Linked DNA regions of Homo sapiens: region 1 is linked to region 2. Evidence: chromatin contacts called from ENCODE Hi-C data. All regions are on one chromosome and are shown on one strand. Each heading gives the region's core, a stretch centred on a gene start or an enhancer-like site at or near the end of the contact. The rest is flanking DNA. Distances are from core to core; before and after follow the strand shown.

The links. Hi-C counts contacts between places; a loop is a spot of excess contacts on that map.
Region 1: a map of A673 shows a loop between it and region 2 (4-fold over the local background). The contact joins the promoter of LCE2B here to the promoter of LCE3A in region 2. A Hi-C loop is called at or near these places in 1 of 168 maps with a recorded cell type or tissue (A673).

What each region holds. Positions count from the first base shown.
Region 1 is chr1:152,681,834-152,687,372 of GRCh38, forward strand. It overlaps LCE2B (late cornified envelope 2B), which reads left to right and starts at 4,290. Exons shown (of 2, transcript NM_014357.5): 1 at 4,290-4,323; 2 at 4,991-5,539. The coding sequence starts at 5,011. The coding sequence ends at 5,343.
Region 2 is chr1:152,619,322-152,624,812 of GRCh38, forward strand. It overlaps LCE3A (late cornified envelope 3A), which reads right to left and starts at 3,782. Exons shown (of 1, transcript NM_178431.1): 1 at 3,513-3,782. The coding sequence starts at 3,782. The coding sequence ends at 3,513.

The DNA.
Region 1 (5,539 bases), core at 3,040-5,539, 63 kb after region 2:
CATTGAGTCTAAATTCTGCAACGCAGTAGTCTGGAAACAGGCAGAGTTTCTACATTGCAGTCTTGAGGATAATTTATTCTTTGGGAAACCTCAGTGTCCATTATTAAAGACTGCAGCTGATTGGATGAGGCTCATGTTAGGGAAGATAATCTGCTTACTCAGTCTACTGATTAAATACTTACAGAGAAACATGTGGATTGCTATTTGATCAAACAACTGGGTAACACAGCATAGCCTGGGCAAAATTAACCATCACAGAGACTGAGAGGATACATGGAGGTCACTGGAGATATGACCCAAGAGACAGAAGAGGGTCAACAGTGACGAGGACACACTAAGAACATGCCATGATGGTTTTATTTTCACTTAGGATAAAGGCAAATTTCTGGACAGACCTTTGGAGAATATTGGGAAAACAGAAGCTTCTACCTGGTAACCCCATGGTAAGCCCAACAAAGCTGTGATGTTAGGAGGACTGGAGAAAGGGAGTGCAGCATGCGGCTGAGGAGGCCCTTGGCCTTCGCACTTTGGTTTCACAGAAGTGTAGTCAGTACAGCACGGACAAGGCTGCTGACCACTGCACAGTAGCTGGAGCTCTGGGGACTGGTGATTGCTGCAGCTTCTTCCTATGCAGGGGTCACACAAGAAGATTCGGAGGTGAACATGGGCTGTGCACTGGAGTGGCACTGTGGAGGGCCCTTTGAAGGCATTGGCATTGCTGGTGGTTTTTTGGAAAGGTATCTGAGTTTCAGAATGAATTGAATAATAAGTCAGATAAATTAGAGCCAGGACGGGCATAATTTTGCCCTTTTAAACCTATTCTTGGTGTGCTGGCAGACAGTTTATAAAATACATTTGTATCGAATTAGTACCTATGAAGAAACGTATAACCCCAAGTTAAAAGTGTTAGAACTGACATGCTTAAAAACAGAATTAATGCTAAATCAATGTCAATTCTGTCTCTCATTTCATTTCATATCTACGTACCCACTTCCTACCTACAGTATTTCATGAGCTTTAAGAGGCTATCAATTGTAAGGGACACCCTTATTTCATGCACCACAAGGAAAGAAAAAAATGCTGCAAATTCAACAATTACGTGCCACCAATCATATGGTATATACTGATTTAAGGGCTGTTAACAAGTATTAGAAGACTGTATCATGGAATTGATGAATTAAGATAAGTATAAAACCGATCCACTTTAGGTCATATAAATATGTATGTAAATACTAGACGGGCCAATTCTTGCTTTGCCCAGAACACCCCTCTGCTGTGCTCCTCCCTATCACTATGTCTAGCACTAGACACTGCTAGACAGTATTGACAAAAAAGATCAAAAGGCCTACAAAGATATGGTACAGGAAAATTTTGGATTGGTCAATCTATTAAATAAAGGGAGACAAATAAAAAGACATGGTAAGGCTTTTTCTTGTACTGTAGATAAAATAAAGTTCCCACATTTGGTAGGGAGTATTTTTCTGGAATATATGGAGTTTAAGTTCCCAGGGAGACAAATCAAGGAGCTACTTGGAGAGACCAGCCTGCAGGAGAGTGACTTGCCAGATGACATGAACTTCAGATGAAATGTTTGAAGTCACCCGCAGGGCATTCTTCTCATGACACCTACATGCTCGTCCATGTGGTCCTAAAATGATGCACTGATCCTGCCAACACTCATGTGGCAATTAAGTATGTGGGTGGTCCCTGAGGGAGCATGGGCAATGTGACCCACTGGGTCTCCTGGCTCAGAGAGATCACACATGATGATGTGAAGACTGTGGAGACAGAAGCAAGAATATCTATAGTCAGGTGTTTCTTCACTGACTTGTGAACCAATTCCCACCATTTTTTGAGATATAAAGGGAAAAAGTGGGCATGTTAAAGAGCTGTTTATCTCCCAGTTCTGGTTTCCCAGAGGGTCGGTTCCCATTAGTCCTTCCATTGCTTATTCAACCACTCAATACAGATGCTCATGTATGTGCATGTTCATTTCACCTGCACTTTTATATGAATACAGCATACATGCACACAGTGCATACATGCACACAGTGCACACATGCACACACACACACAGGCTTGCCTCCCCTATTTCCTCACTTACAACATTGTAACAAATATCTTTGTCAAAGAGTATGAGGAAGCTGAGGGTGATATCACCATGAAGACAGTGGAATGAACTAACATCTTTTAAACACATTGGGAAATAGTGACTCAGGAGGTTCAGGCCTCAAACATCATCTTCTTTGGTATCCAGTTTGTCTGCAGTCATCTTCAAAAAGGCCACTAAATTCTACAGTCTTTGAGGTCATGGGCTACTTATTGTTCACCTCTATATCCCTATGTTTGGACATACATGCTCCAAGAATGTTGTAGGCTTTCAAAGAATGCCTTTTGAATTCACTGCTCTAATCACACTGTGGACTTAGTTTATCCTTGAGGTAAAAGCTCTCTGAGAACAGGACTCGGGTCTGAAAATAGGACTGTGTAAATAGGTGAATAGAATCCCTCAGGTAGAAGCAGACAATGGGAAACTATGCTTTCTACCTAACCACCCTCCACCACCAAGTAAACATTAGGCAATGTCAAGGCACGGTCTGTTTCTGTTTTAATCAGAGGTGTGAATAACTATCTTTTTCAATTCTAATTTCAACATCTTCATTGAGCCATAATTCACTTATTATACAGCTCATTTATTTAAAGTGTTAATTCAGTGGGTTTCAATATATTCATAGAGTTGGACAATCACCACCAAATTTTAGAACATTTTCATTACTCCACAAAGAAAACCTATATCCATTTGTTGTAATTTTCTAATTTCTCCCAGCCTGCTAAAGTACCTGGAAGCCACTGATATTTCCTCAGAGGATGTGCACAAAAGTAAAAGGCGATACAGGGAACAGAATCTTGTCCAGGCTCTGGTTCCTCAGATGCCCTAAGTCAGCTCTTCAGGCGTCCAGCCTGAGAGAGGCTGTAACTGGCTAAAGCCTCATTCCCTTTCTAGTTCTACAGATTTGCCTACTCTACACATTTCATATAAATAGGATCATAAGAAATGCAGTCTTTTGTGGTTGGCTTCTTCCATTTAGCGTAAGGTTTTCAAAGTTCATCCTCCATATATCTGTTTAAAATAAGTGAATAAATGAATGGGTAACTCTGTCTAGTGCAACCCTGAATCAGAACTCTGAGTAAGTAGACCCCTTTCTGACCCTCTACTTCATGATAGGAAAGGAATTCCCTCTCCACAGAAGCCACAATAAATGATGTCTACTTCCTAAGGGAGTTTTCAAATAAACTGTCTTGTAAGGGTTCTATATGGACAATGAATGCCACATAAGACCTGGGTAAGTATCCAATACATGGCATTAGTTTTTCTTTTAAACACATATTTATTAAGGGTCTATCAAGCACATAGTGTCACACTAAGCTCTTTCTTACTTCTCATTTAATATTAAAAACAGCTCAGTGAGATAAGTATACCTGGTTTATAACGGCCATTACATATGAGAATTGATACTCATTGTGAGTATCATAGTGACACTCTAGCAATTGTTGATAATTGTTGTAGCAATTTCCAGAGATCACTCAGTTATCATATGCAAGTTTTCTGATTCCAGTAGCACATTCAATACAATTCCTCCGACTAAGGGCAATGTTTTGATTTTAGAGGGAATTGTTTATTCTCAATCATATTCTTTGCTCTAGACCACAGAATCAACTCAGATTTAATCCACTGAATCTGCTGGCCATGGTGAGTTGGAGGAAAAGCAGAAACACAGAGGCCAGGAGGAAGGGCTGAGAGCCTAGGCAAGGGAGGGATGCCTAGAAAAAGCCAAGGCTGTAGAAGCCCCCTGGGATGGCTGGATCCACAGCAGGACATGGAAGAGAAACTGCTCAGGGTGGAGGGAGTCATAATGGAACATTTCCACAAGGTCAGGGAAAGCTGTGGCTCAGAACTGATGTTTCCTCAGAGGACACGAATACAAAAGATGCAGGGAACAGGATCTTGTCCAGGCATGGGTCCCTTGGGTAACCTAAGTTAACTCATTAGGGTTCCCACCTGGTGGAGGCTCTGACTGGCTAAAGCTTCTCTAGACCGCAGCCCCAGAGAGGAGTCCTGGAAGCTCCTGAGGCCTCTTTGGATTGCAGGGACTAGGAGGCAGGAGAATGTCAGGAATGACCCAGCACGTGCCTGGTTGTGCAAAAGCCACCTCCTCCTCTTTCCAGAGCCAAGCCTGGGCCCTATAAAAGACACATCCAGCTTCAGCACCTCATCTGCTCTGACTCCCCAGGGACGTGTCTGTGCTCCTGCGTGTGACCAGGGTGAGTGGCAACCTGGGATACCAGAGGGGTATGAGCAAGGCAGAGGGATGGGGAGGATGGAGGTAGGCTGGAGAAAGAGTTGTGTGCTTGTGTTCTGCCATACTGAGGAGGAATGGGACTCAGTCTGCCTCGAATCTGTTGAGGCTGTGAGGCCTACCGGAGGTCGTATAGGTGGGGAAAGCTAACTGTGCACATCTTTTCCAATTCTGTGTTCAGTGACTTCATGTTGGTAACTTCAAAACTGCTGTGTTGGGCATATTTACACCATGGAAACTGGCAAATACTTCAAGCCAGGCTCTTTTATCTGGAGGTTTCATTGCAAAATCTTTTTCCAGAGGACCTCCTGGTGTGTCCTGCAACACGCAGCTGGTCCTTAGGGCTTGTATTAAGGGAATCGGTACTTCATGGAGTGTGAATACTCTATTCAGGCTTGTGAGGATAGAGTAATCTCAGCTTCCCCTGAAAGGAAGAATACGAAGCTCATTCGGTTGGTTTTTTAATGTATGTGCTTTTATTTAGAGGAAAGATTCAAGTTGTTTCTTTCAGGTTACTGATGTGACTGTATGATCTAAATATCATTCTTCTTCTACACATGCATTGATTTTAGAAGAGGTATAATATGATCCTTGGTTTGAAATATTTAAAGAGTTTCATTATTATCTTTCAGGTTGACTAAACTCTGCCAGGATGTCTTGCCAGCAAAACCAGCAGCAGTGCCAGCCCCCTCCCAAGTGTCCTCCCAAGTGTACCCCAAAATGTCCACCTAAGTGTCCCCCTAAATGCCTGCCCCAGTGCCCAGCTCCATGTTCCCCTGCAGTCTCTTCTTGCTGTGGTCCCATCTCTGGGGGCTGCTGTGGTCCCAGCTCTGGGGGCTGCTGCAACTCTGGGGCTGGTGGCTGCTGCCTGAGCCACCACAGGCCCCGTCTCTTCCACCGGCGCCGGCACCAGAGCCCCGACTGCTGTGAGAGTGAACCTTCTGGGGGCTCTGGCTGCTGCCACAGCTCTGGGGGCTGCTGCTGACCTGGGCTAAGAAGAACTCTTTGGACAGAATGTTTAAGAACCTCCTACAGCCTGATGCTTAACCCTTTCCATTTCCTCTCATTCCATTCATGGGTGGACAGCGACCACAAAGACTCATGGGGCTTCCCTGGGAGAACTTTGCACTTGATGGAGCACCTCAATTGCAGGTTTTGTTTTCCTCCTTTACCTCATGTTA
Region 2 (5,491 bases), core at 2,532-5,031:
TTTTTACTTGGAGCAGACATCGACTGGGCATGTTGCAGGCTGACATTTTCCTTGCTCTGCATTCAGTTGGATTATCATACCCTGTGTGTCATGAGTGTCAGTGTAGGTGAGATAAACCTTGGAAAAACATTAAGGCATGAAAGTGGTGAATTTTGGGGGGACTAAGAAAGCTATCTAGTGGCTATTGGCACCTCAGCAGAGCCAACAACTTTAGAAGGAAGAACATAAGTTGCTGATGGCAGAAAATCAGTGGGTGTCCTATTGTTACATAACAAATCACCCCAAAACTTAGTGATGTGAAACAATACACTAAGTGATTGGAATGACAGCCATCTTGGTTTTCTCACAATTTTATGGGTCACAAATTCAGAAAGGACTCAGCAGGGCAATTCTCATTTCATGCATTTGTCGTCAGATGTTGATTGGAGCTGTGGTCATCTGAAGGCTGACTGGGCTGGACATCCAAGAAGTCTCACTCAGATGGTTGGCTGTTGATGCTGGATGCCAGCTGAGCCCTCTTCTGGGGTTGTCACCTGGAGGACCTACATCTGGCCTCTCTTGCATGATGGTCTTAGAATAGCGAGACTTTTTACATGGTAACTGGCTTCCCCAGAGACAGCCTCCTAAGAGGACCAGGTGGAATCTGCATGACCTTTTGTGACCCAGCCTTTGAAGTCACATAGCATATTTCAACCATATTCATTTGGTTAAAGGAGTTACAAGCCCGCTTAGATTCAAGGTAAGTGGACATAGGCCTAACTTCTCAATGAGAGGAATGTCAAAAAAAATTTGAACCATGCTTTAAAATCATCACAAATAGGTATCAGCCAAATCCTCACCCTCTTGTCAGTTCACTCTACATGTTGCTGAAGCCCTAGTATAAATTAATGTTCCCACAGTGTTTTGAAAAGACTCAGATTTTGGTCATGCTTGTAACATATTCAAGCTTTGAAGAGGGTGGCCACTCCTATAACCTTTATGGAACTAGAATGTTCAGAACTATTGCTGCAATAATGATGTCTTACCAAAATATATCAAAGTTATTTACATATGCCAGATAATTATCTAATTCCTGGCCAACATGGTGAAACCCCATCTCTACTAAAAATACAAAAATTAACCAGGCGTGGTGGCTCGTGGTAGTTTCAGCTACTCAGGAGGCTGAGGCAGGAGAATCACTTGAACCTGGGAGGTTGCAGTGAGCAGATATCATGCCACTGCACTCCAGCCCTGGAGACAGAGTGAGACTCCACCTAAAAAAAATTAAATGCAATGGGAAAATAGTATACATCTGTCATTTATATTCAGCAGAAACACTGGTGAAATAAACTTAATTACCACTATTGTCCATCACTTTATTTTTTCTCCCATCAATTATCATTCAATCCCTCCTTTTTCCTAAAGCGTTCTGGCCAATGTGATATGAGCATCCCTGTGTCTGAACCATTCCTATCTCTTGGATCAATAGTGCAGTCAAGTAAATGCTGAAGCAATGTCTGTCATGTCACAGATCTAGACTGCTAGATTTGCAAGTCTGTCATGTCACAGATCTAGACTGCTAATTGGTGGCTCAGCTTTTAATTCCAGCATTTCTGGTTCATTTTGCCTTTATTTTTTAGCTTTGTTTTCCCCTAGACTCTTCAAGGTTTCTCCTGGTATTTAAAAGAGGGGAGGCAATGGGAATGTCCGACTCCAGTGCCCATGTTCTTGGCCTGCACACTATTCTGCCTCCCATTATCTTAGCTTGCTTCCCTTTCAGATCCAACTTCTCTCAAAGGGCAGCTTCATTTCCTCCCTCTGCCAGGAAACCTTCTGCCCAGGGACTCCTGGCTCTTGGGTCCCATTAGTTCCTCTTAGTCACTTTAGCTAGGCCATCACAGGACCATCAAAGGTCATTTTGCAGGCCAGAAACCTCACCCAACACCCACAAATGATACTAGTGACAATGTCTGGACACTTCACTCTTGTCAGGGAAACAGGGGGTTACCATCCAAAGGATAAGTCCCATGGACTTCCCACACACTTATGTAACAGTCCATATCATTCCAGCTCATAAGTGGATTGCTGACTTGTCAGTCGGCATCTCAAGGATGGGAATCATATTTCACACATTTCTGAGTCCTTTGTGTCAACATATATCTGAACTGTGTCCTCAATTCCTGTTGTTTGAATGAATTAATTAATGAATAAAATAGTATAGACAATTAGTTTTCAACAGTCTTGATAATCAAGGCCAGATATTTGGGTGTTACAGGGACTTCCTGGTTCCCTTCTATCAGAAAACATCTGGGCATCTACTGAATAATTATTGAATTTCCTACTGAGGGGCTAGAGTTTGAAGAGCTGTTACTTGGAGTAGAGTCCATCACTATCATCACTCTCCATGTCCCATCTCCTTTTTTTCTGATTCTAAATCAAAGTAGGAGGAGAAAATACCTTGATCAGCAAACATTCTGAGCCAATTCATCCCTGCCCAAGGCCCTGTTTCCCTGCTGCCCTTAGGTTAGCAAAAACGTGAGCTTAGGGTCATAGGGTCAGGGTCTGAGAAAGACGGTGAGGGACAAGGGGAGACAGATAGGTAGATAGAGATAGATAGATAGATAGATAGATAGATAGATAGATAGATAGATAGATAGATAGAAAACAATGATTTACTTTTTCATTTCTTCCAGGGATCACTGAGCTGAGATGTCCTGAAAGGAAAAACTAACAGCACTGTCAGCCCCCTCCCAAGTGCCTAACCCTCAAGTATCCTTTTGGTTGTTTGCTGCCAGTCTATTTCTGTTGTGGTTCCAGCTCTGCAGGAAGCTGCTACCGGAGTCACCATGGGCCCACAGATCCCACTGACATGCCCAACAGAGCATTCTGGAGGCTCCAGTTGCTGCCACAGCTCTGGGGGCTGCTGTGGTCCTGGGTCATGAAGACTACAGAGTATCAGAGTTGGAGGAACCAGAGGACCAAGGACCTGCTCCCATCTGGAGCTTCTCTTCTTCTCTGCCATCTAGGGCTGAGCTACCAAAGTGTTTTCGGAAGGATCTGAACGGGCCCAGTAAGCTCATTCCCTTTGTTTTCCAGAGCTCTGTGTTTATTTCCAACTCATGCTTCTGTCCTTGACCTTGTGAAAGACTGCTCACCTCATTCCCACACTAATATACAACCCCCCTAAAAGGGTTTTGTGAGTTGAGGGGTGTATGACCCACTTGTGTCTGTTCCTAAGATAGGCCTATGTACCCAATGTGGGGCAGCCCCTGTAAGGCAAAGACGGGAACGCACTGGACAGAGCTTGCAACGAGAAAGCACAGCTTTATTCTTCACAGCACAGGGATATTAAAGAAGGAGGGAAAACACTAAGACCAGCAGGATAAATCCCCTGGGGGAGTACTTGAAACTCATCAAGGAACATCTCAGTAGGAAAGAGGAGACAGGAGCAAAGAAGCACCAGGCTAGGGCTGGTTCCAGTCATTTTGGCACTTTCTTTTCTCAAATATTTTTACTTAATCTCGTGGCTCAGGTCAGCAGCAGCCCGCAGAACTGTGGCCACAGCTGGAGCTCCCGCCTTGCTGACCACTTCCCCTGTCACAGGAGTTGGAGCTCTGGCAACGGCAACGGTGAGACCTGCGGCATCTGTGGTGACTCAGGCAGCAGCTGCGCTCGGAGCTGGGCCCACAGCCCCCAGAGCTTGGGGCACAGCTGGAGGAAGCTGGAGGCAGACACTGTGCTGGGCTCTTTGCAGGGCACTTGGGCGGAGGCTGGCACTGCTGCTGGTTCTGCTGGCAGGACATCTAGGCAGGAGGTCAGGGAGCCTGGGCAAAATAAAAGCAAAGCAAAATACGTGTCAATGCAGGTTTCAGGCCAGGGCCTCCTCATGCTTTGGTTTAATTGTGGATCCCTTCCCCTAAACTCAGTCTGCCCTCCAGCTAAGACCTGGGGAAGGGGAATGCAAACGGATCTGAAGTTAAACCGGCCTGATACTGCCCCTTCCTCCGGCCCTCTCCCCTGCCTGGGAGGCAGCTGACACTCCTGGGTGGGCCTCTGGGGCTCCTGCGCACGCCCTGCGGGGCCTGTCACACCTCCGGACCCGATGCGAACAGCTCCCCCTGCAGGCGTCCCGTGAACACAACGCCCATGACCCTCCAGGGTGGCGTCTCTCTGGACGCCTGTGAGCGCAGGGTGTGAGGAGGCAACGCATCTCTGCGCACATGAGGAAAAGGGGGTTCAGAGGTCGCAGCATCGCGGAGCCCCTGAAGTGGCTCGCAGACTTGTCTGTCTTCCTCACTATCCCGCCCATCTCCCATCCCAGTCCCAGCCGGCCACCCACCACAGCCTCTCTGCCGCCTCCACCGTGTCTGCCTCCTCCCCTCTCCTTGTTGAAGCACAGACGTGTTTGCGCAGCCCTTTCAGCCCAGGTCCTCTCGCCAGCTGGACGCTCACCTGGTTTGGTGGAGGCAGGAGAAGGTTCTTCCTGAGGTGATTGTGGACTGAGGAACCCAGGGCCTCAGCCCTTTTATCCTGGGTATTATGATGCACAGCCCAACTATGTGTCCTCCTTTGCTCCCCAAAGGGAGGGGAAGCACCACACACTCCCAAGGACCAGGCTTTCAGCATATTCTTAAGGCGCATATTTTGAGGAATGACAAAAGGGAAGCAGGAAATCTCGATGACGGTCCAATTATCCACCGTTCAGGCCCTCTGGCTGCTGTTCCACTTTTTTTTCTTCATTCAGCTCACATGCTCTGAAGCCAGGGTACGTCCTTTGTGGGGCCTGGTAATATGGGGACAAACAGAACACATTTCTCCCCTTGACTAGCTCACAGCTTTTCAGAAGGCCAGATGGACAACTGAGCAATTAAATCACATCCTATGTGCTAAGCGACGCAGCACAAGTGTGCACAAACATGGCAGGCTGGGGTCACTGCCTTTGGGTGTCAGTCCCCATTGCTTTGTGGATTCCTTTACATAGGTGATGGAATCAGCCCCTGTGTCCTGAGATGTTGGCTGCACTGAGCTCACTGGACCTGGGTTGAGTAAGGGGTGGAAGAATGGAGCTGGGGCCATGGCTTGAGAGGTAGTGTCTTCAGGGAATATCATGGCATCTTAAAGGTGGCATTGGGCACTGTGGGGGCAGAGGGGTAGAGTGGAGGGAGGTGCAGATGGTATAAAAATGTGACCTCCATCTGTGGGATCAACAGAAATCACACTTAATGGGAAAAAAGGGGCATCCGTTTTTGGCTGTCTGTGAAATGTGCAAGGCTGAATTTAATCCTATATATTATGTTAGTAATTCATTAAAATTTCTTTGAATTTGTTGATAATGATGAGGTTGATGGGGTTGTATGCATTTCACTTAATGAATACCTGTGATAATGCTTGAAGTTTGTATATGATGAATTCATAAAAATGGAATATTATTTACTATTTGGTTTTAGTTATATCAGTGATAAATTTATCAGTGAATTCATCTCTAATAATACAATACAATATGCCATAGCCT